Linked DNA regions of Homo sapiens: region 2 is linked to region 1. Evidence: chromatin loops called from intact Hi-C (ENCODE). Cell type or tissue: HepG2. All regions are shown on one strand. Links, peaks and the distances in the headings refer to the core of each region. The heading gives the core; the rest is flanking DNA.

Region 1 (16,325 bases), core at 396-2,895:
GTTGGCTGGTCAAAGTTGAGATGTGCTGTAAATGTGAAGTTCTTTCTAGATTTCAGACTTAGTAAAAAAAAAAAAAAAAGAATATAAAGTATCTCATTAATAATTTTTTATATTCACAACATGTTGAAATGATATTTTTGATATATTGGGTTAAATAAAATATTTCATTAAAATTAATTTCACCTTTTAAAAACTTTTTAATGTGGCTACTATAAATGTATACTTACATATGTGGCTTTCGAGACTTTTATGTATTCCTACAAGTCATATAATGTTAAGTGATATCTTCAGATTCCAATGTCTTTTTGGCTTCCTTAGTGCAGAATCAGCAGAAAGGGCTGATTCAGTTACCTACTGATCCCCACCCTCCCCAACAAATCTCCCAGTCAGAACCAAAATATTGGAAAGTTCTTACTTGAAACTACAGTAGAGCGAAACAGCAAACCTCAGTAGAAAATCTGAAGGAGGTTTCCAAGAAATCATTCCTAATGTATGACGGGACAACTAGATTTAACCTCCTCTGCCCCCAACAATTTCCTGCTATAATTATAACCTTTGTATACAAGTTTAAATGGGCATTTATTTAACAAAATAACATTTGTTCAAAAAATAGAGTTACATCAGTCTGGAAAAGTTGCAAGATGACTAACTATGGCTCATGGCACAATCTCTACCTCATATACATCCAAAGTTCACAGCTCTGTACATATAGATTTGTCACTACTGTAGAAAATCCCAAAAGTGTAATCATCATCACCTCTAGGAAAAAGTTTTTTCCTTTCATCTGGATTATCCAAATTATATTATCCAAAGCATATTTATTTCGATTCATATTTATCCAAAGCCTATTTATTTTTTCACAAAAAAAGGAAAGGTAATAGCCAGAGACTATTTAACTTTCTTTTCAGAGAGAAAGAAAGGTAAGATTTAGGCTCAAATCTTATCTCATATAAGACAATAGTTTAACAAAATACATGGTTACATATGTTTCATGTGTGTGAATTTTGTTTTTTCCTTGAAATGTCTCCAATAAAAATTATTAAGGCTATTTTCCTGATTGACACAGATCTTAAAGAACAGGCATTTCTACATCAATTTGAACATTTTATTTGAGAAAATTCAAATTTTGGAAAATGTAAGGTTCTAGGTTCCCTTCCAGATACAAAGTTCAAAGATTTTAGAGTTGCATATGATGAAAGACAGTAAAATCTATAAAGGTGAAGACAATCTATAATACAAATACATGAAATGTTTAACATTCTTTCCAGTTAGGCAGGATGGGGTCATGATAAGAGCAGAGACAGGCCTGTGTCCAAACTTCAGGATTCTTTATCTTAGCTTCAGCTTTGCTTAGACCGGCATGTAGTTGCTGTTCAACAAATATTTGCAGAATAAACTTTGTTTTTCTCATCTGAAAATAGGAATAATAATACTTGCCTTGTATGATTGGTGGGAAGATTAAATGGAGGTAATGTCTGTAAAGCATTAAGCATGGTGCCTGCCACATAGGAAACATTCAATAAATGGAGGTATTGTTATCAGCTGCAGAAAGGGAGTACTCCTGCATACATAATGTAATTCAAATATCTCACTCTTGAAAGTTACCTCGTTCCATTTGCTGTGTGAGCATTTTATTGTAGTGTGATCTATTTCTTTAGGGCACTCTTGTATCACAAAAAATGATACTGTAAGTAACCTGTGAAATGCAAATAAAAGAATGTAGAGCAACTTACTCTTCTGTTTTTTGAGCTACATATGTTGAAATGCAAATGATTACAGGTCAATTGCCTCATAGGCTATGATCAAAATCTAGTTTATGTAATGCTCAAAATAAACTAACAAATATATGATTCAAAGTGAACATTACCTGACTCATACTTATGTAGGGAGAATGAGAGGAAGAGGGAACTATGAAGGAGAGGCCTGTGTCAGACATGCTTTAATGTCTTCTTCTTTTATTGGTTTCCGAAATGTTTAATCCTTAGAGGTGTCATTTTCTTCCAAGAGTCATTTGAAGGGAAAGAATTATGGGGCTTTGATACTTGACAAGGAACTGAGAAGCCATTCTGGAAGCTTTAATAAGCTACTGTTTTACTTTAGTTTTCATTTTGCTAGAACTGAAAAGACCCTCTAAATTTTCTTGTTTATAAACACTAATTCATGAGGGAGATAATACATTAAAATTTCATTTCAAACTGATGTTGAAAACAGTTGCTTTGACATTAAGCAAAAATCTCAGTATAAAGTATTCCTTCAGAGAATAAACGTTCCCATTTTGTAACTATCAATTTACTTTGGTTGGTTAGAACAGTGGTTCTCACATTTTTTTTTTTTCAGTCCACAAACCATTTTGAAGCAAAAACCCAAGGACCACCAGTTCCTACTCATCGCCATGAAAAAAAATTTTCAAACTTTATTGAACTCTTGCTTTAAAACATGGCTGTTATTGTGGTTATGTTTTTTAAAACTTTATATTTGTGCTTTTGAATGCAAATTTGAGTCTGCAACTGGAAAAGATACTTTTTTTAAAAAATTCTTTTTTAGTGACTTGTATTTAAGACCAGCCCGTAGCCAGACCTCAACTGGAAGTGTCTTTGCAGAACACTATGGAATTAAATGGAACTCTATTCTTTGACCACCAGCTGAATCCCAAATCTCCATGTTTGGAAACTCTGCAGCTTTAATCACAAAAATTGTGTGAGTGAGGCACTATCAAATCAGGTCCATTGCTGGAAAAACTGCTCATGGATTAATAATGCCATATTTGTAAGTAAAGTACATTTTCATTAAGCAACAGATCAATTATATTTCAGTAGCTTATTTTCAAGTCATGTTCTTGGTAACTAATAAAATAAGAATAAAAACCTGGGAAGGGGTTAAACATTAAGGAATTCCTTTTTTAAATAAGAAAACTGAATTGAAATAACTTACAATTGCCTAGAAAATAAGAGATGAATTCTATAGATTAAATGGCTTTATTAAAAATTTTAAGACTAATAAGACTGTATGCAAATAGTGAGTTCACGTTTAAGCAAGAATAAGCCAATTCGAAGTAGTATTGGCAGTTTTGGACACTTTACCAAAAGTTTTGAACACTTTTTATAATGATGGTGATGATGATAATAATAGCTAGACACTTACTGAGTACTTACTGTGGGTCAGGCATTGATGTAAGTGTTTCACATGTAATTTAATCATCATTGCAATGCTAAGAGTACTAAATATATATTAATAGCAGCTAACAGGGCTGGGTGCAGTGGCTCACTCCTGTAATTCTAGCAGTTAGGGAGGCCGAGGCGGGAGGATCACCTGCGGTCAGGAGTTCGAGACCAGCCTGGCCAACATGGAGAAACCCTGTCTCTACTAAAAATACAAAAATTAGCCGGGTGTGGTGGCATGCGCCTGTAGTCCCAGCTACTCGGGAGGCTGAGGCAGGAGAATCAGTTGAACCCAGGAGGTGAATGTTGCAGTGAGCTGAGATTGTGCCACTGCACTCCAGCGTGGGCAACAGAATGAGACTCTGTCTCAAAAACAAAAAACAAAACAAAACAAAACAAAAAACAAACAAAAAAAAGTAGCTAACAGCTGTTGAGTACTTGCAAACTGTTAAATGATTTACATATGTTATCTCATTTTATTTAAACAATAGGTACTGTTAGCAAAGGTTAGTGTTTCATTCTGATAAAGAATGAGTATTTCTTACTATAATGAGTTCTCCCAAAGATTTCAGGAAAATGCTTAGGAAAATGTACCACAAAATACAATTAAATAAGTATTTAAACGACTATGTTTATTAAATATATTCATATGCTGTATTGCTCTGTTAGTCTTTATTTTATTTTGCCTTGGTGGACACTGTAAGATTCTATGAAATTTCATTTTGAAAAAAAAAGAAAATAAGTTTCAGCTTCTCCAAAGAGCAATATAAAGCTTTTGAAAGGGTGTTAAAATAGATAATTTTCAAATGAAAATTTTTGTTTTCATAGTTTACCATGGGTCTTTAGACCACTGTTATGGGTTGAATTATGATTCTCCCAAAAAAGATACGTTGAAGGTCTAATCCTCAGTACTTCAGAATGTGACCTTATTTGGAAATAGGAGTGTTGCAGATGTAATTAGTTAAAATGAGGTCATACTTGAGTAGGGTGGGCCCCTAATCCATTAGGACTGGTCTCCTTATAAGAAGATAGCCATGTGAAGACAGAGACACAGGGAGAATGCCAGGTAATGACAGAAGATTGGAATGATGCATCTACAAGCCAATGAATGCCACAGATTGCTGACAAACCACCAGAAGCTAGGAAGTGGCAAGGAGCTAGGAAGAGGCAAGGAAGGATTCCACACAGAGTCTCTGAGAGAACATGGCCCTGACAACATCTTGATTTTAGACTTCTAGCCTCTAGAACTCTGAGACAATAAATTTCTGTTGTTTTCAGCCACCCAGTTTATGGTACTTTGTTATGGCAGCCCTTGGAAACTAATACAACGACTGGGAAGATTTTTGCTTATACACTTGCAAAGCATTTTTCACTTCTGAAAACACTACATCCACTATTAAGGATTTCCTAAAATAGTAGGCATATCTCTGTAAGCAATAGGGAAAAAAATAACAACAGAGAGGAATTTGGAATGTGTTTACAAATGGATTAGGAATAGAGCCTAGAATTTAATTTCTTCAGGTTAAACATTTAATGCTAACAAAATAATCCCTGATTCTTCTTTATAGATCTCCAGAATCCAGACAACTCTATATATGAGTAATTTCCCCCTAATATGTACTCACTATTATTTATTAGACTGAAGTGAAAAAAATTATACTGTAGCTTCTTAAATCTTTCCTTCTGTCTGGGAAGTCCATGTTTGGGCAGACTTCGTTTTTCATTTAGGAGCTAACTCCTCTATACTTCTCTTCCTGTATTTCTCAAGGAGTTTTGTGGCATCACCATTTATTTAATTGACCATATCAGAAATATAGGGTTCATTATGTCATCCTACCCTCCTCCATCTCCCCTTCTTCTCGCACCTCCCACATTATTTTACTAGATTTTTGGATTCTCCTTTCTAATCTGGATTCTGTCAAACTCTCTCTCGCTCCACTACCCCCACCCCAGTTTGGGCCCTCCCCATCTTTGGCCTGAATTATGACAGCTCCCTTCAGAGCCTTCCTGACTTTCACCCATTCTCTACACAAGGGATAAAGGGTGCATCCTAAAATGAAAATGTTATCTTGTTCATCCTATGTGCTTAAAACCCACAGTGGCTTTCCATAGCTCAGGATAAAATCCTGGCACCTTTGCCTAGATGCAAGATGCCTACCTTTCTTTCTTTTTTGCCAGCCATTAATGGCAATATAAAAAAAATTAAGAATTTATCATGCTTTTTCTTATACAAACTGTATTTCAGGTGAACCGTATAGCATTAGTTGATGAAAGAATGGTCTTTACAGAAGAATTCTGGCTTATAAATGTAGAAGGAATGCTGGACTTAGAAAAGCACCACTTTGAGACCATCGACACTATGAAGAAACTGCATCAAGTAATGGGCAAAATAACCAGCTAGCATCATAATGTCAGGATCAAATTCACACATAACAATATTAACCTTAAATGTAAATGGGCCGAATGCCCCAATTAAAAGGCACAGACTGGCAAATTAGATAGAGTCAAGACCCACTGGTGTGCTGCATTCAGGAGACCCATCTCACGTGCAAAGACACACATAGGCTCAAAATAAAGGGATGGAGGAAGATTTACCAAGCAAATGGAAAGCAAAAAAAAAAAAAAAAAAAAAAGCAGGGGTTGCAATCCTAGTCTGTGATAAAATAGACTTCAAACCAACAAAGATCAAAAAAGACAAAGAAGGGCATTACATAATGGTAAAGGGATCAATTCAACAAGAAGAGCTAACTATCTTAAATATATATGCACTCAATATAGGAGAACCCAGATTCATAAAGCAAGTTCTTAGAGACGTACAAAGAGACTTAGACTCCCACACAATAATAGTGCAAGATTTTATCACCCCACTCTCAATATTAGACAGATCAATGAGACAGAAAATTAACAAGGATATTCAGGACTTGAACTCAGCTCTGAACCAAGCAGACCTAACAGACGTCTGCAGAACTCTCCACCCCAAATCAACAGAATAGACATTCTTCTGAGCACCACATAGAACTTATTCTAAAATCGACCACATAATTGGAAGTAAAACAGTCCTCAGCAAATGCAAAATAACGGAAGTCATGACAAACAGCCTCTCAGACCACAGTGCAATCAAATTAGAACTCAGGATTAAGAAACTCACTCAAAACTGCACAACTACATGGAAACTGAACAACCTGCTCCTGAATGACTACTGGGTACATAACAAAATTAAGGCAGAAATAAATAAGTTCTTTGAAACCAATGAGAACAAAGACACAACGTACCAGAATCTCTGGGACACAGCTAAAGGAGTATTTAGAGGGAAATTTGTAACACTAAATGCCCACAGGAGAAAGCAGGAAAGATCTAAAATTGACACCCTTACATCACAATTAAAAGAACTAGAGAAGCAAGAGCAAACACATTCAAAAGCTAGCAGAAGATAAGAAATAACTAAGATCAGAGCAGAACTGAAGGAGATACAGACATGAAAAACCCTTCAAAAAATCCATGAATCCAAGAGCTGGTTTTTTGAAAAGATTAACAAAACTGATAGACCACTAGCCAGATTAATAAAGAAGAAACAAGAGAAGATTCAAATAGACACAATAAAAAATGATAAATGGGAGATTATCACTGATCCCACAGAAATACAAACTACCATCAGAGAATAGTATAAACACCTCTATGCAAATAAACTAGAAAATCTAGAAGAAATGGATAAATTCCTGGACACATACACCCTCCCAAGACTAAACCAGGAATAAGTCAAATCCCTGAATAGACCAATAACAAGTTCTGAAATTGAGGCAGTAATTAATAGCCTACCAACCAAAGAAAGTCCAGGACCAGACGGATTCACAGCCGAATGCTACCAGAGGTACAAAGAGGAGCTGGTACCATTCCTTCTGAAACTATTCCAAACAACACAAAAAGAGGGACTCCTCCCTTTTATGAAGCCAGCATCATCCTGATACCAAAACTTGGCAGAGACACAACAAAAAAAGAAAATTTCAGGGCAATAACCCTGATGAACATTGATGTGAAAATCCTCAATAATATACTTGCAAACCAAATGCAGCAGCACATTAAAAAGCTTATCCACCATGATCAAGTCAGCTTTATCCCCGGGATGCAAGGCTGGTTCAACATACGCAAGTCAATAAACATAATCCATCACATAAACAGAACCAATGACAGAAAACACATGATTATCTCAATAGATGCAGAAAAGGCCTTCGACAAAATTCAACACCGCTTCATGCTAAAAACACTCAATAAATTAGGTATTGATTGAACATATCTCAAAATACTGAGAGCTATTTATGACAAACCCACAGCAAATATCATACTGAATGGGCAAAAGCTGTAAGCATTCCCTTTGAAAACTGGCACAAGACAAGGATGCCCTCTCTCACCACTCCTATTCAACATAGTATTGGAAGTTCTGGCCAGGGCAATGAGGCAAGAGACAGAAATAAAGCATATTCAAATAGGAAGAGAGGAAGTCAAATGATCTCTGTTTGCATGTATATTTAGAAAACCCCATCGTCTCAGCCCCAAAACTCCTTAAGCTGATAAGCAACTTCAGCAAAGTCTCAGGATACAAAATCAATGTGCAAAAATCACAAGCATTCCTATACACCAATAATAGACAAACAGAGAGCCAAATCATGAGCAAACTCCCATTCACAATTGCTACAAAGAGAATCAAATACCTAGGAATACAACTTACAATGGATGTGAAGGACCTCTTCAAGGAGAACTACAAACCACTGCTCAAGGAAATAAGAGAAGACACAAACAAATTAAAAATCATTCCATGCTCATGGATAGGAAGAATCAATATCATGAAAATAGCCATACTGCCCAAAGTAATTTATAGATTCAATGCTATTGCCATCAAGCTACCATTGACTTTCTTCACAGAACTAGAAAAAACTACTTTAAATTTCATATGGAACCAAAAAAGAGTCCATATAACCAAGACAATCCTAAGCAAAAAGAACAAACATGGAGGCATCACACTACTTGACTTCAGACTATACTACAAGGCTACAGTAACCAAAACAGCATGGTACTGGTACCAAAACAGATATATAGACCAATGGAACAGAATAGAGGCCTCAGAAATAACACCACACATCTACAGCCATCTCATCTTTGACAAACCTGACACAAACAAGCAATGGGGAAAGGATTCCCTATTTAATAAATGGTACTGGGAAAACTGGCTAGCCATATGCAGAAAACTGAAACTGGACCCCTTACTTACACCTTATACAAAAATTAACTCAAGATGTTTTAAAGATTTAAATGTAAGACCTAAATCCATGAAAAACCCTAGAAGAAAACCTAGGCAATACCATTCAGAACATAGGCATGGACAAAGACTTCATGGCTAAAACACCAAAAGCCATGGCAACAAAAGCCAAAATTGAACAATGTGATCTAATTAAACTAAAGAACTTATGCACAGCAAAAGAAACTATCATCAGAGTGAACAGGCAATCTACAGAATGGGAGAAAATTTTTGCAATCTATCCATGTGAGAAAGGGCTAATATCCAGAATCTACAAGGAACTTAAACAAATTTACAAGAAAAAAACAAACAACTCCATCAAAAAGTGGGCAAAGGATATGAACAGACACTTTTCAAAAGAAGACATTTATGCGACCAACAAACGTGAAAAAAAGCTTATCATCACTGGTCATTAGAGAAATGCAAATCAAAACCACAATGCGATACCATCTCACACCAGTTAGAATGGCGATCATTTAAAAAGTCAGGAAACAACACATACTGGAGAGGATGTGGAGAAATAGGAATGCTTTTACACTATTGGTTGGAGTGTAAATTAGAACCAACCCAAATGCCCATCAATGATAGACTGGATAAAGAAAATATGGCACATATACACCATGGAATACTATGCAGCCACAAAAAGGATTAGTTCATGTCCTTTGCAGGGACATGGATGAAGCTGGAAACCATCATTCTCCGCGAACTAACACAGGAACAGAAAGCTAAACACCACATGTTCTCACTCATAAGTGGAAGTTGAACAATGAGAACATATTGGCACAGGGAGGGGAGCATCACACACTGGGACCCGTCGGGGGGTGGGGGGCAAGGGGAGGGATAGCATTAGGAGAAATACCTAATGAAGATTATGGGTTGATGGGTGCAGCAAACCTCCATGGCACATGTATACCTATGTAACAAACCTGCATGTTCTGCACATGTATCTCAGAACTTAAAGTATAATAATAAAAAAAGAAAAGCACCACTTTGAAAACCATAATGGAATAATTGATTCAGGCAACAATCATAAATGAATAAAGCCATTAGATGAAAGGTGGATGGGGAACTTGAAATGGGAAGGATCAGGCTATCACCACCTGAACCCACTGATTAATCTCAGCATTGGTAAAGGTGAACAACCAGTCACTATAAGCCTCTTATGTCATGCAATAAGAAATACTTAGTACTACCTATGAAGTATTGTTTTCAAAAACCTGAAGCTGAATTCAGTTAAGCCTCTATAGCTTCACTGTCCAATACGGTAGCTATGACATGTGGATATTTAAATTCAAATTAATTAAAATAAAATAAATTTAAAAAATTCAGTTCCTTATTCACACCAGCCACATTTCACGTGTCAGTCTTCACCTGTGGCTATGGTATCAGACGGCGCACATTATAGAACATTCCCACCACGGCAGCGAGTTCTATTGGAAGGTACTGCTCTAGAGCTTTCATTTTTGCGGGGAGACAAAAGGACTAGAGAAATAAATTAAATGACACACAAGGAAGCAAATAGACAAATACGGAATGTGATATATTCTCTAGGTTTGGTTAACTTACTTTCTGCAGCAAGTCAATGGAATGAACGAAAAAGAGGAGGGGTAATTCTTTGCATTGAGAGAGGCAACCAGAGGTAATGTGTGGACCTTGTTTGGATCTTGATTTGAACAAACCAATTGTAACTACATTTTTGAGACCATCATGAAAATATGATTATGGACAGAATTTTGGTTGTTTTTAAATGTCGCTGCAAATTGGTATCCCATTTGGCTCTTGGAATCTGCCCATTTCCCCAACTTTAACATCTGTGGTAGCTTCAGGTGAGTTTTTCAGGTCTGATCACAAAACATCCTGGATATAATGAATGAGCAAGCAGGGAGCAAGGCTGAACCAGGCAAATGTGGGCATCTGGGATGGCAGAAGGGCTGTCCTTTCCCTGGCAGCAAAAGAACAGCCCACGGTAAACAAATCCCTGAGTGTGGCAGAACTTTAGGACCACTCTAGGCATGTATCACTCTTCTAGAGATGTCTGCTCTCTGGGAGCAAGACGGGGCTGTGGTTCTGTGAAGGCTTGGAGGCCGACCATATTATTAATAGCGGATAGTCATTCTGATGTGAAGCCAAGGCTAGATAGAACTGAGGTCCAGGATCAGGAGATGGGACTGGCAAAAATAAGAAAAGAAGGTAGGTCCAGGGCTGGAATTTCCACAAGGATATTATCAGCCTGGAAAATAGGATAAATCATGTGAACTCTAGAATCCTGGAGAGATGAGGGCCAGATAAGCAGATGGCTCTCTTCCTCCCTCCAGTGAGGAAAGGCTAAATTCTGGAGCCCCTTATCTGAAAGTGATAGAGAACAAAGATAAGAGAACCATTTTCAAACTCCACCTGGTAGATTGGTTTCCATTAGTTCCAGATTGGGCAACATTTGTTTCCTTTTGTTCCCTTTTTCCTGTTCACCCTAAATATGGATCATGTCTAAAGTTCTATTTTTATATTTTATTTTTAATTGTGGTAACAAATACATAACATAAAATTTGCCATCTTACCGATTTTGAAATGTATAGTTCATTAGTGCTCAGTACATTCATATTATTGTGCAACCAATCTCCAGAACATTTTCATCTTACAAAACTGAAACTCTGCACCCACTAAACAGCAACTCCCATTTTTTCCTCTATCCTCAGCCCCTGGCAACCACCATACTACTTTCCGTCTCTGTGAGTTTGACTATTCGAGATATATAAGTGAAATCATACAGTATTTGTCTTTTTGCGACTGGCTTATTTCACTTAGCATAATGTCCGCAAACTTCATTCATGTTGTAGCATGAGACAGGATTTCCTTCTTTTTGTTTTTTGTGACGAAGTCTTGCTCTGTTGCCTGGACTGGAGACTGGAGTGCAGCGGTGCAGTCATAGCTCACTGCAGCCTCAAACTCCTGGGCTCAAGCCATCCTCCCACCTCAACCTCTTGAGTAGCTGGGACTACAGGCGCATGCCACCACTCTTAGCTAATTTTTTATGTTTAGTAGAGATGGGGGGGGTTTCATTATGTTGCCTGGGCTGGTCTCGAACTCCTGGGCTCAAGCAATCCTTCTGCCTCAACCTCCCAAAGTGCTGGGCTTACAGGCATGAGCCACCGTGCCCGCACCCTCTTTAAGGCTGAAAAATATTAAATTGCATGTTGTGACATAATAAGAAATATGCATTAGGTCTCTTTCCCCAGTTCCTGACACAGAGCATCTAAAGCCATCATAATTTCCTGAATGATAGGAGTGCCTTTTGTTCTAATGAGGTGACTCTTGCTGGGCTTCTGGATGAGGGCTACTCACTAGAAAGACTGAGCATGATTAGAAACTTGGAACTTTCAAGCCCCCTACTCCACATCCTCCTGGGAAAAGAGAGAGACTTGAGATTGAGTTAATAATTGATCATGCCCAGGTGATGAAGCCTCCATAAAAAATCCCTAAACTATGGGGTTTGGAGAGCTTCCAGGCTGGCGAACACATCCATATGTTAGGAAAGTGGTGCATCCCAGCTCCATGAGGACAGAAGCACCTTTGCTTAGGACCCTTCTGGACTTCACTCTATATACCTGTTCCTCTGGCTGTTCATCCGTATCCTTTGTAATATCCTTTATAATAAACAGAATGTTTATGCCACATTTTGTTTATCCATTCATGGTCAATGGACACCTGGGTTGCTTCCACCTCTTGGATATTGTAAATAATTCTACTATGAATATGGGTGTGCAAATCCAAAGTTCTATCCTTGGCTATGTGGTAGATTGCAAAATGACCACAAAGTATTCCCCTTCCTGTATCCATGCTCCTTTGCAATGTGACTTTGCAGTCTCCCATCAAACTATAAAGTTTATTTTCCTACTATTTGAATCTAGGACAGCCTGATGACTAGCTTTGGCCAACAGAATGTAATGGAAGCAATGTGGTACTGGGTCCAAGTCTGAGCCTCAAGAAGCCTTGCACACTTCGGTTTTCTCTCTTGGAATTTGTGTGAACAAACCCAGGTTAGACTATTAAAGGATGAGAGGGCACATAGAGCAGAGATGAGCCATCTTAGATAAGGCTTGAAAGATGGGAGGGTTCCTGACCCAGATCAGCAAAGCTGACCTGATAGCTGACTGCAAATGCATGAGTGAACCCACAAGAGACAAGTACAAATGTCCAGCTGAACCCAGCCCAAATTGCCAGCCTGTGGAATTATAAACCAATCAATGGTTGTTGCCTTAAGCATTTGTGATTTGCTACGTGGCAATAGGTAACTAATACATATTATTTCTCTTTTAACTATGTACGTTTTTCTTTGGAAATCTAATATAATTTCATACTTCAATGATCACTTGAAAGACTCGAAATTATTCTCCCCAGCCTTGACCCTGCCTTTCTTACAGATCCATCTTGAATTTGCAACTCCTTGTTGAATACTACAACTGGATATCATGTTAACATTTCAAACTCAATATTTCCAAAATGGAATTTGTCATCCTATATCCAAGCCTTATGTTCTCCATTGATGTTTCTGTTTCTGCTGGTGGTACTACCATTGTTTCAACCACACTTGAAACCTCAGTGTCATCTGATTCCTCTTTCTTCTTTCCATAATTAAATGACATCTTTCAAAGTATCTTTTTGTCAACTTTACTCTCTTTGTGTCTATAGAACTACGGGCCTATCAATAGCTTCCCTACCTTTTTCCCACCTCTGGCCTCTGCATCCTCAATTTTTTTTTTTTTTTTTTTTTTTTTTGAGACAGAGTCTGGCTCTGTCGCCCAGGCTGGAGTGCAGTGGCGCCATCTCGGCTCACCGCAAGCCCCGCCTCCCGGGTTCACACCATTCTCCTGCCTCAGCCTCCCAAGTAGCTGGGACTATAGGCGCCTGCCACCACGCCTGGCTAATTTATTTTTTTTTGTATTTTTAGTAGAGACGGGGTTTCACCGTGTTAGTCAGGATGGTCTCGATCTCCTGACCTCGTGATCCACCCGCCTCGGCCTCCCAAAGTGCTGCGATTACAGGCGTGAGCCACCGCGCCCGCCCAAATTAATCTTATTTACCAGTTAAAGATTCTTCTGAGATACAGAATAATAAATTTATTCCTCAACTTTATTCACTACGGGCATATTTTCCTTTTGTCTGCTAATTCTAACATCTGGGTCATCTCCATTGATCCTCTCCATTGATTACCTTTTCTTCTGAGTATGGGTCTTGTTTTTCTATTTCTTCATATGTCTAACAATTTTGAATTATATCCTGGATATTGTAAATGACACATTTTAGGGATTCGGGATTCTGTTCTGTACCTTCAAAGGTCTTTTTGTTCGTTTTTGCAGGCAGCGAACTTGGTTGAGCTCAAATTCCAAACTCTCTCTCCCTTGTGGTAGGCAGCAGCTGAAATCTTAGTCCAATTTTTTTAGCCTTAGCTAGGCTTCTTGGAGTCTACCCTATACATGTGTACTTCCAGGATCAGCCAGAGATTTAGACAAAGTTTAAACTTAAGTACCCCCTTTCAAGCTCTCTCCTTTCAGAAATTTCCACCCCCTTTCCAAACTCTGTCCTCTGGTTCTTCAAGCCAATAAGACTGCTGGTTTTAGCTACCAGGCTCAGTGAAAACTGGGACGTGCTCTTCGGGCAAAAAGCTGTAAAATCAATATGGGAAACTCACAAAGATCTGGTGCTTTTCTTCAAGTATTGACCCCCTCTAGTATCTGCCTGCTTTTGTTTTTTCTCTGTGCCTTTAGGTAGGGTTTAAAAAATATTATTGTCCAATGTTTGTAGTTGTTATCTAGAGAAGGATGATCACATATAGGAACTACTCATATATTATCAGAAGCAGAACCACTTTGTTAAGTTTAAAACCTTCCATGATTCTCCATTGAAGTCTGTGGACCAAATCTAGGCCTTGGTATCTGTTATGAGCTCTCCCTAAATGGATTACCCATGCTTCCCCACTTATGCTAAGTACTTTCCTGTCTTTGAGTTTTTCCTTCCTGTTCAATGTCCTTTCCATCTCTGGCCATTAAAATAGTATCCATCTTTCAAGTGCCCCAGGGCTGGGTCCCGGGTCCCTGTCCTACTCTATTAACACTTTATCCCTGTTGATCTTGTCCAGGTCCATGGCTTTAAATACTGTCTATTTGCCAATGACTCACAATATATCTTCAGCCCTTATTCCTCTACTGAGTTCCAATTTTGTATATGTAATTGTCAACTTGATATCCCCACTTGGATGTCCAACAGGCATCTCAACTCAACATGGTCAAATTAGAATTCTTGTTCATCTCTCCCCTCAAATTCACTCTCTCTGTAGGCCTTCTCAATTCCAGTAAATGCCACCACCATTCACAAGCCAAAAGTCTGAGAGTCATCTACATTCTTGTACTTCCCTTGCACTCCACATACAGTCTGTCAGGAAGTCCTTTTGGCTCTGACTTCACAATAGATCCACTTTTCTCTAGCCCCTTGGCTACCATTAGAATTTAAGTCACCATGATCTTTCACTGGGACTCTTTCAGTAGCCTCCTGAGAGATGTTCCTGCTCCCGCTCTTACCTCCCTATAATGCATTCTTCACCCAGCAGCTACAGTGATCTTTAATGAAAACCAGATCATGTTATCCTCCTGCTCAGCCTGTCAGTGGTTTTCCAAAGCATTTAGACTAAAATCCAAATTCCTTTCTATGGCTTACATGGTCTTACATGATCTGAACCCTTTGACCTCATCTCTGATCACTCTCCCTTTTTCTCACTACACTCTGCCCACATTGGCCCTATTTCTGTTTCTTGATTTTACCAAGCTCTTTACATTTCCCTACAACACTCCACTCCTAAATCTTTATCTGCCCATTGTCTGTCTTCCCTATCAGGTTGCACTTTCTGTGAAAGTAGGGGCATTTCCAGTAAATTTTTCTTGAAAGAAGGAATGAATTCAACATCAATACACTTTCTCCATAAAGCCTTTCTTATACCTCTCTGATGGCAATACACTCTATGCTCCTTAAATTTTATGTCCGTGCCTCTTTTAGCATTTACTACCTCTTATATAATGTTATGGTGTTTTTTGTATGTGTTTTATCTTCCTTAAGTCATTAACTATGACATCAGAATGGGCAGAGTCCCTGCCTGATTCATCTGAGCATTCCCCATGTGGCATACTACAGGCCTTTGCACAGAGCAATGCTGATGAATGTTGAGTAAATGAGTGAATAACAAAGTCAATATTCATTTCTATTGAAAGGGAGTATTATTAATATTAAAAACAGTGCCAACAACGGTCTTAGGTTATTGCTAAATTTCTTTGGAATTAATGAAACATAATTTTTAGGTTATTGCTAAATTGCTTTGGAATTAATGAAACATAATTTACTCAATCAAGTCTATGTTATGAAGTTTTTTAAATATCATTAATGGTTTCATATCATTAATGGTTCTTAATGTTTTAGTGCTTCATTAGAAATAGTAGAGACTACTGAAGTATTCTGACTGAGGCACATTTGAACAACGCTCCCTGAAATGTTCATGCAACTAATATATCTAAATGTTATAAAAACATGCCAATGAGTCATGACTAATTTGGCCAGCAGAATTCCTTGGGTATATTCAATATAATGGATAGGTAGCAATTATAGAGTTTTACTCAAAAAGTTTGAATAGCGAGTTTTATCAAAATTCATTTAAACATAATTCCAGTCCCTAAAATGGAAAAGTTTTCACTTTAATTACACAAATATCAGACTTGAACCTTAAGTAGACTGCTTTTTATGATCTCATCTTCCTCCTTGGCTTCATTTTACTTATTCTTTCTAGTTTTCCATCCCTTGCTGCCGAACTATGCTTTTATTCTAGTACTATTTCAAGC
Region 2 (16,325 bases), core at 2,300-4,799, 49 kb after region 1:
ACAGCAGAGCTGATGTCTGAAATCTGCCCACCCTATGCCAACACCCATGGCAGACGTAGCTAAATTACCACACAGCCTCAGAATCCTTCTCAATGCATGACTTCAGGCAGCTATTACCAATAGATCCACTTACCATTTCTGGTTTCTTCTCAAAGTCTAGGTGTAGTGACCAGGAACAATGGCGGGCCTCCAGGGAAAAGTGAGCTGCTTGGTTATTAGGAGTGCAGAGAGCACCCAGGAAGGTAGGAGAAGTACTAGGAGAGCAGAGGATCCCAGAAGGAAGAAAAGTGTTTCAAGAAGAAGGAAATAATAACATTAGTCAAATGACTAAGTTGAGGACTTGAGGAGACAATGGAATTTGAAGTGGAGGGCAGTAGTGACCTTACAGAGAACAGGTCCACTAAAGTGGTTTTGAGAGAAGTGAAATGACAAAAGTTTGAGAATGGGAAGTATTTCCAAGTGCTCATCTATAAATGGACTGCTTGAGCCCATGTTGGCAAGCTTGTTGAAAATGCATTTCCAGGACTCACCCCAGAGCCATGACCTCAGGCTGTTCTCTGCCCCCCAAGGAACACTTTGATCAGGGTTATCTGCTACCGGTGGGTGCTCACTGTAGCAGATGCTCTTAGTGTCCCTTTTACATGCATTCAGCACTCACTATTCAGTATATACTGCTTGCTTCACAAGGAAGCACATGTGATGTCTCTGCCCGAGGACTTTCCCTGGCCACTGGAGCATGCTTGACCTGCTGCCAGAAATGCCAGAGTTGATTTCCCAGGGATTAGCCCACAACCAGCGAAGGACATGAGTTGTTGGAGAAATCAATCAGCTTTTTCACGTCTCAGGTGGAACAACTTGGGGCTTGTTTTATACAGAAGTTTTATCCCAGAAGTCTCCAGTAGGATTGAGCCTGTGGCGCCCAGAGTAGGCTCATGAACACACTGTATTGGCTTCCTTCTTTTTTTTGACTTACTTCCCTATTCTCTTTGCATTTCCTGAGGTCACCTCTCACCTAAGCTATTAGTACCCATATCCCTGTCTCAGAGCTGGCTTTTGGGGGAACCCAAAACTATGATACTTACCGTCTTATTTCTTCTTCCTGGGCACACGGAACAACTACATATTCCAGTGGTAGTACGTATTGCTGTCGGTTGAGCCTATGTGACTGAAGTCATGGGCAGAGTGATCGATGTCACCTTCAGGCCTGGCCACAAAACTCCTGGTGTGATAATCCCTCTCAATCTTTCTTTCCTATGGTGATTTCAGAGGCCATGGGTTTAAGATGGCAGCCTCACAAGATAGCAGCTGATTTCTGAGTCACTAATTGGAAGACACCTACTAAGGAGAGCTGCCCCACCTGTACCAGATTTTGACATTAATGAATGAGAAATAAACCTTTACTATGTTAAATTGCTGAGACTTTTTTTTGTTACAGCAGCTACCATTAATTACCCTCATTAATACACCTGCCCTGTCAGCCTTCCTTCACCCAGTTCTCCAAAATTACTGCTCTTTATCCTCCTTTAAACGTTTCCATTCCCTCAGTGTGACTGACACAGTCATGGGTTTAACTGATTAAAGTGTACTTAATTGTAAACAATAACTACCAGATTTGCTTCTGAAAGATAGTTGTGTTTTCAAATGGATTCCTGATTGGTAGGATCTATGAAGGAGATGTTTCCAAATATTGGATCCTTCTTGGTGTCCTTCCACCATCATTGACACAGCCCACTCCCAGCTTGAACTGTGTTGTCTAGAAGCAGAAGAAAGAGGGGTCAGCACTTCTAAGCTGTTGCTGACCTCTGGCCTCTGCAATCAACTCCAGACTCCTTAACCTGGTATTTCCATGTGTCCGCAGTTGGCCCCAACTAACATTCCTACCCTGATCCTCCCCACCCCACTGCCAGTGAAACCTCTTAAATCATACTGCTCGCAACAGGGTGTGCTTTCCTACCTTGCCAGCTTGGGTCTCACTGTGCTCTCCACTTGGAGTGCTCTTTCTGCTCTTCTGCTCCTTTCCAAACCCAGTCCCTGCTCAAAGGCCTCACTCAACTTCCACCTCCTCCCTAAAGCCCTGAAATTCCATTTCGTCTTCCCTTTGCCGCTACTACTCATTTGGTCTTCAGCATTTGCTGCTTATCATGATTTCTGTCTATTTATGTGTTTGTGTCCTCTCTTCTAAAGTAGAAATGAACTACTTAAAGAAAAAATTATGCCTATTTCTCTCTTCAATCTCTACAGCATTTTAGCATAGTGCTGGAGACATGATTACTGAAGATAGATGGATGAATATGGATATAACAATTGAACTTGTTAAATATCACAAATGCAAAGTCTTGTGCAGACATCCTTTTTTTTTTTTTTTTTTTTTTTTTTTTTTCCTGAGACAGGGTCTCACTCTGTCACCCAGTCTGGGGTGCTGTGGTGTGATCATAGCTCACTGCAACCTCGAACTCCCGGGCTCAAGCAATCCTCCCACCTCAGTCTCCCAAGTAGCTGGGAATTCAGGTGCTCACTGTTACACCTGGCTAATTAAAAAAATTTTTAGTAGTGATGTGGTCTCTCTGTGTTGCCCAGGATGGTCTCGAACTCCTGGACTCAAGTGATACTCCTGCCTCAGCCTCTCAAAGCAGTGGGATTACTTTCAGTGGGTATAAGCCACCACACTTGGCCCAGACATGATTAAAAAAAACACTTTCATTCAGAAATAATTTTAAACTTACAGAGAAGTTGCAAGAATAAAAATGGTACAAATATCATCTACATATGTTTTACCTAGATTCACTTACTGTACACATTTTACCTCATTTACTTTAGATCTGCCTGTATATCTTCTCTACACACACACACACACACACACACACACACACACACACACACAAACACACACAATGCTTTTCTGATGCATTTGAGAGTAAGTTACATACATTATGGGTCTTTAATACTTCAGTGAGTATTTCCTAAGAATAATCTGTTACCTAATCACAATAGAGTTATCAACTTCCATTTGATTAATATTGATACAACACATTTATTTAATCTTTTGTTCTCATTCCAATTTTGTCAATTGACCCAATAATGTCCTTTATGGCATCTTTTCCCTCCAACATAAGATCCGGTAGGGTCAGGTGTTACATTTGGTTGTCATGTCTCTTTAGCCTCCTTTAATCTGGAACATTTCGACAGCCTTTCTTTGTCTTTTACGATATTATTTTTCCAAGTTAACTGTCATCCTCCTGCTTTTTAAAAGAATGTCAGAATTTAAAAAATCTCCTAGGTTTGGCAGCCTATTTTATTTACATATGTACATACGGACGGATGTGGAGTCTCTGAGTAGTGTCATAATCATTCCCAGTGCAAGACTCCAAACATGAACCTCCTTTTATTCTCATCCTGAACTTGTAATCAATAGCAATATTTTGTATGCAGTTGTACACGAACCTTTGTTTCATTTTATTTACAGTACCTTTCTTCTTCGTTAAGTAGAGTTGGGGTAAGAGGAAATCACAAATCTCTTTCTCTTCCAGCTTCTGCTGGGTTGCAGGCTGCATGAGAGGAAAAGTCAATAGAGGAAGTGAGAGAGTAAACTGAGAAGTTGAAATCAAAGTGGTGGGCTGCTGAGCCGCGGCTGTGGTGTATCTCTCTCTGAAGTCAAAGCATTTTTACAGACAGCATTCAACCGTAGTTAAATAAAATCCCTATGCTGTAGAAAGGGAAGGCATTAGTAATTTCCGTTGTCTATGAGTGAAAACAGAGACGCTGAGAGGCTCAATGGCTTTTCTGCTTTGAGTTTGAGAGGCAATGAGGAATCACGGAAAAAGAACTAATAAAGGAGTGAATCCATTCTGGAGATTTGAATCTATTTATTACCATTGCTGCCAAGGCATTATGTAGCTCAGCAAGTCACATCATCCCTGAACCTTGGTATCATTATCTGTAAAATTAGGCTTTGGAGTGGACTCAATTCACTTTAAGTTTCCTTCATATTCTAAAATGCAGTGGTGATCAATTCCAGCATACATTTCATGAACATTTATGGAGTGCCTACTAAGTGTTGACCACTGGGCTAGGTGCTGCACCTATAAAGATAGGTAGGACCTGGTCTTTGTTCTCAAGGATCTCCCAGTATGGTAGGCAGGAGGAGCAGGCATGTAAGCCAAGATTTGTGGTTCAAGGTGATAAGGGGCAAGTTCAAGGTACAATGTTGTTGCAAAGGAGACGGCAAGGAACTTTCCCTGGGGGATGGAATAAAAGAAGTGACAGTAGTTGTTGAACAGAGCCCTGAAATGGGGACAGGGCATTCTAGGCAGAAGGTACATGGCTGTTGGTGGACTGCATATACTTTGGGTTTGCTGGAACACAATGTGCCAGAGGTAAAGTGAGGGTAATGAGGCTGGCACAGTAGCTAGGCAGGGGCCAAATCTAAGAGGGTCACTTGGTCAGGCAGAGAGGAATTTGAGCCTGGGAGGGAGGGATGGGGCTGAGACTCATGGCAAGGAAATCAATGGGGACTCTATTGCCAATGATAAAGGACTGAGAGACACTGGGAGCGGAAGCAGAAGAACGATTGGAGACATGTTTAGGAGAAAGGCTTGAGAAGGCTCACTGATTGGCTGTGGGGTCGAAGAGGAAATGTCACAGGACTTCCATGTTTCTGATTTGCCCAGTGGACTAGATTATGGTGCTACTAACTAGGTAGGCCCTAGGTAGATGTCAGCAATTGGAAGACCTCAAGGAGGAGCTGGCTTGGGGGATGTATAATGAATTCAGGTTAGGATATGTTGGCCTTGAGATGTGTATGGGACACTTAAGAGGAGATTTCCACTAGGCAGTTGTACAAATAGATCTGGGACTCAGGAAAGAAGTCTAGGTTGGAGACAGATTTAATGGTTAACATGTTAGGTGTGAGCAATGTCACCCAGGGAGATTGTAACTTTAGGAAAAGACTGTGACAGAGGGAAGAACATGAGCTCTCTTGTCTTATTAGAGCTGGCTTCTTTGCTGAGATCTTTTGAGCCGTATGATATTGGGCAAGTAACTCTGAATCTGTTTCTTTATTTTTAACGATGACCCCAATTTATAGACTTGTGAGAGTTTGAGATTTAAAAAGATAGGTCCAATCAATGGAAATTATCAGGGGAGCAGGAAGGGCACCCTGGGAGACACCATTAAGCTAGAGTTTTATTCATCTGCTTCCTAAAGGTGTCAAGAGGAGCTGTCTGCTATGTTCCCTGCCCCCTTACTGTCTTTCTTGCCATACTAATTTATTACCAGTTGCTTCATTTCTCCAAGCCATGGCTTCTTCCTCTGTAAAACGAAGATGATAACAACTCTCTGATTATCTCAGAGAGTTCTTTTGAAAATCAGTGAGACAAGGTTTGTGTGAACACTGCAAACTGCAAAGTACGATGTGAATACTAGTTATTATCAATATGAGTAAACAAACAGTTGTGCCCAGTTTGTCAGCATTTTCTATGCTGTTACCACTCTGGAGTGTCTGTCAGCATGAACGCTAAAGAATGTTGTAACAAGTCAGTGGCGGAACTGAAATAAAACCAATGGTCTCTCACTCTAGGCCGTAGTTATGCTGATCACTGTATGAGGCTTGAACAGACCCGGGATTTACCTTCCGACAGATTAGTTCATTGTGGGCCAGGGGTAAGAATAGGTGAGCAGGAGGAAGGAGAGCTGTGGATTGGAGAACGTGTGAGATCACCAGGGGCTTGGGGTCTCCTGTGATCACTACTTGTCGACTCTGCTGTCCTCACAATGGGGAAGTGTAAAGACAGCTCTGCCCTTAATGGTGTGATCTCAACTTCTCATAGAACTTCAAATTATCATCTCCAGGTGGGGAAAGATAACCTCCACATAACACATAAAACCTGCTGGCACCCAGTAGGCCCATAGGTAGATGTCAGTTCCAGATTTTCAGAATGGAAGAAGATAGCAGAATTCACTGGGTGAGGCAGCCCCAGTGCCAAACTAGACCGTGATTACAGAGAGATTAGGCTAGATTCTGGCTTGAGGGCAAAGATGAGCCAGATTGACGACTTGAGCTCAAGTTTAGGTTGCTTTTACTTCTGTTTTCTCCCAAAGCAGCAAACAAGGCATGCAGATGTATAGAAAAGAACACAGGGATGTAGAGGCTACTCCTCATCACTTGTCTGGCTTTTCTTGGTGATCTTGGCAGCCTGAAAAGAGTGAGATGTCCTCTAGGCTAGAGGAGCCCAGAGTCCGTGGGCCCATTGCCTTTTCTTGCCCCCTTTTTTCTTTTTATTTCTTTCTTTTTTTTTTTTTTTTGAGATAGGTTCTCACTGTTGTTCAGGCTGGAGTGAAGTGGCACAATTATAGCTCACTATAACCTCAAACTTCTGGACTCAAGTGATCCTCCCATTTTAGCCTCCTGAGTAGCTGAGACTACAGGCATGTGTCACCATACCTGGCTAACTTTTAAAAGTCTTGTAAAGATAGGGTCTCCTAATTTGCCCAGGCTGGTCTTGAACTCCTGGCTTCAAGCATTGCTCCCACCTCAGCCTCCCAAGTAATTGTGATTACAGGTGTGAGCCACCACACCCACCTCCCATTGCCTTTTAAACTCCAGCATGTCACCATCCAGAAACAACTCGTACAGCCAAATAAGGCAGTGGTCTGGTACTCAACACACCTCCTCACTCAGGCCTAAAGCTCACATTTGATCCTTGGAATTCTTGCTGCGGCACCACGGGGCAATTGCCTCTGATCTGTGTTTGCCTGGTGGGTCCTAGGAGTTTTCCGTTTATATTTACTTACAGGTTTTCCAAAGCAGGTCTGGCCATAACCTACAGCACATGACCTGCACACATGTCCTTCTTTCTCCCCCTTCCTCCCTCCCTCCTTCTCTTCTCTCTCTTTTTAAATAGCCGTTATCTTTTAGAACAGTTTCATATTTACAGAAAAATTGAGCTGATAGTACAGATAGTTCCCATATACTTCCTGCCCCCCATCCAGCACATAGGTTCCCCTATTATTAATACTAATATTTTTTATTAGTGTAAAATTAGTATTAGTATATTTTTCACAATTAATAAACCAATTGTGATACATATTATTAACTAAAGCCCATATAGCTCATTCAGCTTTTCTTAGTTTCTCTAAAGTCCTTTTTCTGTTTCTGGATCCCATCCCGGATGCCACGTTACATTTAGTTGTCACATCTCCTTAGGCTCGTCTTAGCTGTGACCGTTTTTCAGATTTTTCTTGGTTCTGATGACCTTGTCAGGTTTGAGGAGCACCAGTCAGGTATTTGGTAGGTGGCCGTTCTGTTGGAATTTGTCAGGTGTTTTTCTCATGATTGGGCTGGGGTTTGTGAGTTTTTGGAAGGAAGGCCACAGAGGTAAAGTGTCATTTTCATCACATCATATCAAGGGTCCATACCATGAAGATGATTTATGACTTGATGTTTTTCTTCATCATTTTTCTGAAATACTGTTTGTCTGTTTTTTTTTCCACTGTAAAGTTACTCTTTTATTCCTCCTTTCCATTCTGTACACTTTGCTGGGAAGTCATTATGTGGAGCCCATGTTTAAGGAACGGGGAATTTTTCTTTACTTCGTTTAGGGTGGAGTATCTACAAAATTTATTTGAAATTCTTCTGCATGGGAGATTTGTTTCTTCTCCCCCATGTATTAATTTGTTCAATCATTTGCTTATATCAGTACGGACTCATGAATATTTTATACTTTGGATTATAATCTAATATTACTTTCTTTTTTTTTGTTCAAACTGTTCCAGCTTTGGCCATTGAAAGCTCTTTTAGTTGGCTCATGTTTCACTCTGACATATCCTCATTAATTTGTGCGTGTGTGTGTGTGTGTGTGTGTGTGTTGGGAGAGTTGGGCACTTCTCTACTTTCTGGCACTACAGGTCTGTTTTAAAAAATTGTTATTTATTTACTCAACCAAAATGCAGTATGAATTCACTGTATATCAGGCAGAGAGGATTCAAGAATGAACAGCACCTGGCACCTGCCTTCAAGGAACTCTCAGCAGGTGTAGCAGAAGAGAGGAGAAACAAGCAAGAAAAGAGATCAGGACAAGATAGCATATGGTGAGAACTTTGGCAGAGGGCAGAAGCTCAGGATGCCTGATTCAGTTCCACGTACTCTTCTTCCCTTCCTCTCCTGAGCATTTCTTACTGGTTCTCTTAGGAGAAGCTTCAGCTTCATACCCTGGGCTAGTTTCTCTTCCTTCCCTTGGTGTCTGTTATCAATCGTTGTGCTTTTCAAGCAGGGCAGTATTGTAGAAAGGGCATGGCACTCAGAACAGATAAGCAAGCATTCCTGAGAATCTACATTGATACTGAACATACACAAGATGGCTCCTAACTGTAGCAAAGGATGATGGCAGCCTTTTATCAGCCCTTTGCAGCTCCTGTGGGTATGGGGTAGGTGCCGGTTACGGAGAACAGGAAGGGAGAAGGAGTGAGGATGGCAATGGCAGGAATTTGATTTTATTTCCTCCCAAATTTCAGCCTCATTGAAGCTTGGGGTCCTAGGAACCTGCACTCTCAGCCCCTTGCCTCACATTTCCAAAGCCCAGCTCATGGCCAACCCTTGGTTAATCGACATCTGAGCAGTAATTATTTTTAGATTGCCCACTATATGTTCTGCTACTCAGTGTTATGCGATCATGTAATGAAATCCATGCCCTAGTGCATTAACTAACCTTTTGAAAAACCCTTTCAATAGCATCTCCCTCTTCCTCCCCCTTCACAAAGAGCTGGCAAAAAGCTCCCGGACTTGAGTGCTAAATGTCGAACCATTAAGAACCCTGGTGAAAGCTATGAAGTCATCAAGTATTGACCTGAGAGAACATTTAGCACCATCTGATTTCTCCATCCCGACATCAACATGAAACGAACCTTACATGCCAGTGAATCACTTTCCCTATTTAAGTTCACAGAGTTTGTCTAAAATAGCTCCCCAGGTACAAAATGAAAATTCAGCCCAGGGATCATAATGGTGAGTGGTAGACTCAAGTTTTATGCTTTCATCATAAGAAAAAGAGGGTTTACTAAAATTAGGGATTTTTTTTTTTGGTTGGGGAGGGATGATAGAGTGAAGGTGCCTTCTTATTCACAGAAGCCTTAGGAAATTAGGAATCCAATCCCACTTGTACTACATATTCTTAACACCCTATGTTCTCCAGCTGTAGTGTGAAGAGTTTGTTCAAAATGCAGATTCCAGCCCCATGTTCAGGCATGGTGATTTGGTTGGTATAGCAGATGACTTTGCCCGCCCCCCCATATTTCTTCAGCCCTTACTATTTCAGTGTACCCCAGCCTGATCCCCAACTCCCAGCACCTGCATCTTTTTCCAGAGGGCTGTGATTTTGCAGGCCAGAAGTGTCAGGGAATTAATGCGACCAAAGTGCAGCCTTGACCAATTATTGAAGGACTTGGTGTCCAATCGCCTCAACTCCCCCTCCTCTTCATAATTTTGAGATGCATGTACTATATTGTTTCCAAAGTTCCCAGTGGAATTAAGTTCCAGTCGCCCACAGTAGTAGCTGGCTTGAGAGTGCACCATTAATTGGCTGCCTTCTTTTCCCCGTCTCATTTCCCCACTCCCCTACCAATGTTTTCTGGGACCACCTCCCAAATCAACTTTCTGCAATAGAATCCTTGTCTTCTTCTCAGAGAACCCAAACTAAAAGAGTAGGTCTGGGGTGGAGTAATAATCTGCATTTTTTTTTTTTGCAAGCAGCCCACAGTGATTCAATGCACATGGCATGACATAGAACATTTTGGGAAGCTCTGCTCTGAGACTTTTATGATAGTTAAATGTAAGGTTATTAGCATTCTTTTTATTGGTCTATTTTCTAGAGCCTTGGCATTTCCCTCAAGTCTTATGACTATTTCCTCCAGGGTCCAAACTGAGGTGGGGTGGAAAGCTGGATCTTGCTCAGTTAAGTTTCCCCAGAAAGTCAGAGTGTACAAAGAGGACTTAGAGATGAATTGAAATGAACCATCCCTGAAAGAGCTGTTCCAAGGGAGCACCATGGTGGAGAAAGACAAGTGCAGGAATGAAACAGGACTGAAAAGTGTTGGAGCAGTAGGGTTATTGGGTCATAAACTGGAAGTGCTGAGCTAAAACAAAGTCAAAGAGGTAAAGGAACAGGCTGAGAGAGTAAGGAGAGGGGGTAATGAGATTGAAGACCCATTCGGGATTAATTGCATGGATGCCAGTGGTTCACTCTGTATGTCCTTGACGTTCTTTGCTGGGCTGGGGACAGACCAGTATAGATGACTCCTAAAACAACAGACTAAGCATGAGATCATGGTACACACAGACACTATAGAGTATATACATGCATGTGTGCATGCACACACACTCACACAAACATACACACACATAAAGTTAAAGGAGTGGGATATTGAGAGACAACTTTGAAGAAGACATTATGGGAAAAAGGAGAGATACTTTGGACTTCCTTATATTTATTTTCTGGTTTAGTGTTGTTTGTATTCTATATTACATGTCTTTTCAGGGTCTAGAGCTGCCTCTAATGGTCTTAAACTGGCCGTGGAGCACACCCGCACACGCCAGCAGGCAGCAGTCACATATCCAAATGACCCTTTGTCCTGAATCCAATCTGGAGTGTCTATTCTAGCCTATGTATTGATTTTTGTTTCTGCTACCAAAGTTCCCAAATGAGCACCAACTCATTTGACTAAGATCCTACCCCTGCTAAGCCTTCACCAGGCCTCCTTACTGGAAGGAGTTGGACTCTGATCCTTGTACCCCCAGCTATTGCCTGGGATTGGATGCCTCCTAGATCCCACTGTAATCAAGATGCTGCCATTCTTACTGATCTTGCCCACTAGATTATCAGATAACCGTGACTGTTGGGGCCAGCTGGACATGCCCCAGAACATTGCCATATAGATTGCTGGTCATGTTCCTTGGGACTAGCCTTATGGGCCACTCATAATATTTAGTTAAGCCCCACTGAACCCTGCTATGTTGCTCCAACACCCCAGCATGCTTTGCAGCTGAGGCTGCGTGGTTAATTGAAAACAAACAAAAAAAAGCTTTAGAGAGTAACAGTTACAAATGTAAACTCCACCAATGGATCTCTGTTTTTTCACTAGTGTTTCACAAGCCCTTTGAAGAGTGCCTGGCACAGTAGGCATTCAATCAAACTTTGTTGCATAGATGAATGATATGGTGTTGACAAGGAAGAAAAGGAATATGGCATGTCACATAGGGAGCTTTTCAATTAACTCAGATATCTATGTATTGTAAATGGAAGGGTGACTAGAAATAATTTTTTAGTGAAGAGTCTCAACTCAGTGGGGATAGAAACATGAAAGTGTTTTATTTAAACCGTGCTCTGTCTTATTGCCCTTCCCATTTCCTTAATAACATCTTGGGCAAATTCTATAACTTTCTGGTCATTTTTTATATTAGAAGTCCAGTCCCATTTTAAAATCTCAATCTCAATCTCATTTCCTCTCCTTGCCTGAGCCCAAATTGAGCTGGGTTGGAGTGGCCTCGTTTAGCTCCAAAATATCCCCAACCCCACTTCCAAGGCCTAGCTCGCCAAGCAAGTTGGCTGTGGCCAGGTGAGAGAAGAAAAGGGACAAAGGTCTTTTTACTTAATGGGCTACTGTCATTCTCTCTGTTGCTTGGTGTGTCTTCTTTGGTGCACACTGCCAGGCCTCTGTGCCCTCTGGTGGCAGGCTTCCAAACGCTGGCTTTCTTGGGGGGCACACGGTGAATTCCTTAGGGCTGTGGTTCTCAGAGACCTTTTCTTTGGTCTGTTAGATCATAACTATTTTCATGTGGATACTAAGATGTCATTTGTCTTTTTAACTGTGTTGGCATTGACAATGATGGTGCAAAAGCAGTGATGGATAAGACCGCCAGTGCCTTAGCAGGAATTAAGGCAGCAGCACCAAACTGTACCAGTAATTGTGGTATTCTTCATTGTTGTGTACTCCTGGTGACAAACCAAACCAAACCAAAACAGACTCCAGTTGCAATTAAGAATGTCCTTGATTAAACAGTAAAAATTACTAATTGTATCGAAGTTTGATGTTTGAGTACATGTCTTTTTACTATTCCGTGTAAGAAAATGCATAAAGAAGTAATGCATACAGCACTTATGTCTCATACTGAAGTATAATGGTTGTCTCAAGAAAGATTATGTGTATGATTGAGTTGTGAGCTGAACCGGCCACTTATTTTCATGGAACATCATTTTCACTGGAAGAAATGCCTGACTGGTAAATTGGTTATTTAGACTTGTGCATTTGCAGTCATTTTCTTGCAAGTGATTTAACTGAGGCCTGTCTCTTCAAGGAAAACAACTGACAGTATTTGTTGTCAATGATAAAATTTGAGCTTTCAAGCAAAAATGAAAATTTCAGAAGACCTGTCTTCACCACTGTGAGCTTGAAAGCTTCCTAGTAATTAAAAACGTTTCTGGTGAGATGACTGGTGAGATCAGTGGTGATATTAACAAATACAACTTTTTGACTTTTTGACATTGTCTAATGAAATGTACCAACATTTGGGACATCTGCATAACTCAGTGAACCAATATTTTCAAATTACCAATGCATGATGTTATAAAACCATGTAAAAGATCCATTCAAAGTGCAAGACGGACCAATGGATTTTAATGTAACACAGTATGAAAAATGTACTGTTATGGTTTAAGGTTCCATGTCGCAATTAACCTTTAAGAAACTATCTGTTATTAGGTTTTTGGTGTAGTATCAAATAATATTTATAATTACCTGAAAAGGCTATTAAAATGCTCCTTTTCCAACTACGTATTTGTGTGAGGTTTGATATTCATATTTTTCTGCAAAGCCAATATGTTGCAAAAGATTGAATATAGAAGCAGATATGATAATCCAGTTGTCTTCTGTTAAATCAGAGATTTGCAAAAATGTAAAACAATGCCACTCACTCGTTGGTTTGTTCTGGAAAATACAGTTATTTTTCCTAAAAATATGTTATTTATGTTAAGATGTAATGAGCTTTATTGTTATTTTTAAATGAATCAATTAATAAATATAAAAATTATCAGTTTTGCTTTCAAATACAGTAAATATTAGTAGCTATAACCCACATAAACAAAAAGTCTTTAGGATCCTTAATAATTTTTAAGAGTATGAAAGGATTCTGAGACCAGAGTTTTAGAACTACTGATTTAGAGCTCTGTTGTTCCAAATTGTTTGGACCAGCAGAACCCAAATCATTTGGGATCTTGTTAGAAATGCAGAGCCCCCTCCCAGACCCACTGAATCAGACCTGCATTTTAATAAGATCCCCAGGTGATCCATAGGCATAAGAAAGACTGAGATGTACTATCTTAGAGGGACCTGCAGGCCTCTAAGTGCACCTCTAGGTGTCTGATGGGGGAGATCGGGTTCAGCCTCTTTTCCTCCCTCTCCCTCAGCTACTACCATTGGGGTATGCTCCAAGCCTCTTGCTGCTGTGGGGAGCCCTTTGTCTGGTGGGTAGCCCTTTTGAGCGGAATGCCAGCACAGATGCTTAAGCATAGGTACCTTCTTCCTCAATGTCTCCTTGGCCTGTAGGAAATGTACTCATTTTTGCCTTGCCAAACTTTGGCACACAGGTATGTCCACTGCCACCCCTCTTCACTGTCATTTCGGGGTGGGCTGTTCCAGCATCCACCTTGTCCTACCTTGTTCTATATTTCCAGGCTGGAAGTAGGCACTAGTTTCTATGTTTGCATAAGTCTCCACACTGCCCAGCACTCCCTCATCATGCTCTGATGTTTGCACTAGGGTGAGCCTGCAGGTTCTGCCCCTCAACAAGCATCCAGCTGGAGAAGGGGGGCCAGTCCATGCTGCTGCTTTTTTTCACCTCCTTTCCCCTTTTCTCTTTCTCTTCTTTTGCAACAGCTATTGAGATATAATTAACATACCATACAGTTCACCCATTTAAAGTGTACAACTCAATGCCTTTGAATATATTCATGGATTTTTTTGCACCATCACCACAATCAATTTTAGAACAATTTCATCACCCTAAAAAGAAACCCTGTACCACTCAGCCATTATCCCCGACCTTCCCCTCTACCCAGCCTTAGGAAACCACTAATCTACTTCCTATATTAATGGATTTGCCTATTCTAAACATTTCATATAAATGGAATCCTATACTATGTGGTCATTCGTGCCTGGCTTCTGTCATTTAGCATAGTGCTTTCAAGGTTCATCCATGTTGTAGCATGTATCAGGACTTCATTCCTTTCTGCGGCTGAATAATACTCCATTATACGGATGGACCACATATTGTTCATCCATTCCTCAGGTGGTGGATGATTTGAGTTGTTTCCACTTTTGACTATTATGAATAGTGCTGCTGTTAACATTTGTGAACAAGTTTTTGTGTGGACATATGTTTTCAATTATCTTGAGTATATACCTAGGAATGGAATTGCTGGGTCATGTATTAACTCTTTGTTTAACCTTTTGATAAACTGCCAGACTCTTTTCCAAAGCAGCTGCCCCATTTTTCCATTCCCACCAGCAGCATATGAGGGTTCCAGTTTTTCCACATCCTCACCAACCCTTGTTATTGTCTGTCTTTTTGATTAAAGCCAGACCATGTGAAGTGATATCTCATTGTAGTTTTGCGGTCCACACTTTTTGTGGGCACCACTTGACCTTGCCTAAGGATGTGGAAGAGAAGGCACCCTCATTCCTTTTCCATGGGGAGAGGATGAAGTGCCCCACTCATCACACTGCGCTCCCATATGAGGGTTGATTACCCCATGACTCCAGCAACTTCTTCCCCACTGTTCAACTTATAGAGATTGGAGGAAATCGTGCCTCCCCTCCTCTCCTCTGCAAGGTGTGATGACTGACAGGAAGGGGGCCCACTCTGTGAAGTGCCTGGTCCTAATAGTTTGTGCCTGTCTTTAGAATGTGGAGCTACTCACTCCTTCTCTGTCCTCAGCGTTAGGCCCAAAGTCCCACTCAACATTCTTTCCCATAAAAGAACAAATACAAACCTGTAAAACTATTATCACAACTACTTTAACCCCAAACAAACTGTGCTTTGACCAAAAAGGCTAACTCTTTTTGGAGTAGGTTTTTCAATTTATCCTCTGCTCCCACCAAATATGGATGGGATTAGCCTGACTGCTTGGGTCTGATGGTGTCACATCAGTGGGCAGGAGAGAAAATGCAGAAAGGTCAGAACACGCTTGGCTAAGAGGAATTGAAGCCAGAGACAAGTGAGGTGATCATAAGAGAGCCGCAAGCTGCTATAAATGGATTTTCATCTTCTGACACAGAAAAAATGATAATCTGAGGGAATTTAGACAAATGCAGTTGAAATTGCTGAGCCACTGCTGGTAATTCTGAGGGACCGTGGGGAAGAGAAGAGCTCAAAGATTGGAAAGGGAAAGTGTCCCAATTTCCCAAAAACTCTAACCTCAAATTGGAAATGGAATTCACTCAAAATTCTAAAATGAATTATTAAATTGAGTGGTTTATGGGTACTTAGAAAGGGAAGAGGGGTTGGCTAGGAAATGGCTTGGAGCCACTGTGTCATGCTGGGTGAGTCCCATTTCCATGTGAATAGAGTTAGTGCCCTGGCAGACTAGGGGCGTGCTCTGGCATCGAGACTCCACAACTAGATTTTAGATAGGTTTGTCACAGTGTTTTTACAAAAATCCATTTCCTGCTAAGATGGAGAATTACAAATAGGATGAAAAACAGCGGGGGATGGTGTGTGTCTGGAGCTGGTTGAACAACCCTACCCAGAGAGTGCTGATTTAATGGTAACCCAGAAGAGTTCCGGTAGTAATAGTAATAATAATGATAATAGCAATGGCAATGATGACAGTAATAGTTGCAGTTACTTATTGAGCTCTTACTATCTTCCAGACATTGCCAGAAATGCTTTCCATGTATTAAGCTACTTCACCCTCACAATTATGTACTCCATGAGGTAGGAAAGATCCCGAAATATGCTCATTTGCAACCAAGTACCTCACAATTATGTACTTCATGATGTAGGAACTGTGATTATGGCTGGGTCTGTAGACGTGGAAAGTGAGCAATTAAGTTATTTGTCTAAGGCCACACAGCCTTAGACAAGAGGTTCTGAAGAGAAAAAAATCTGAAAAACCATACTTAGACCTCATATTGCAAAGATTTTTAGCTGAAAAGAAAGAGTGACAAAGAATCTTTGTCCAGAGCAGATGACTGTCTTGTTAAAATATTCTTTTTTTTTTAACTTTCCAAAAATGAAGCATTCTAAATAATGGAGCTGGGATTTGAACCCAGTCCTACAG

What was found. A loop is a pair of places that touch in the nucleus more often than their neighbours do. Peaks named below come from ENCODE experiments on the same cell type or tissue, not always from the same donor. Only the 100,000 strongest peaks of a DNase experiment are listed, where the experiment ranks them.
Region 2: a loop joins it to region 1, with 11 times the contacts of the local background. A loop is called at or near these places in 10 of 110 quality-filtered maps.

Annotation. Positions count from the first base shown.
Region 1 is chrX:20,270,102-20,286,426 of GRCh38, forward strand. No RefSeq gene overlaps it. Among named protein-coding and RNA genes, the nearest start is that of RPS6KA3, 11 kb to the left of the region's middle. In HepG2, for the core only: no CTCF peak of the experiment used is centred there; DNase peaks (open chromatin) are centred at 670 and 1,390.
Region 2 is chrX:20,317,340-20,333,664 of GRCh38, forward strand. No RefSeq gene overlaps it. Among named protein-coding and RNA genes, the nearest start is that of RPS6KA3, 59 kb to the left of the region's middle. In HepG2, for the core only: no CTCF peak of the experiment used is centred there; a DNase peak (open chromatin) is centred at 3,512; H3K4me3 peaks cover 382 bases.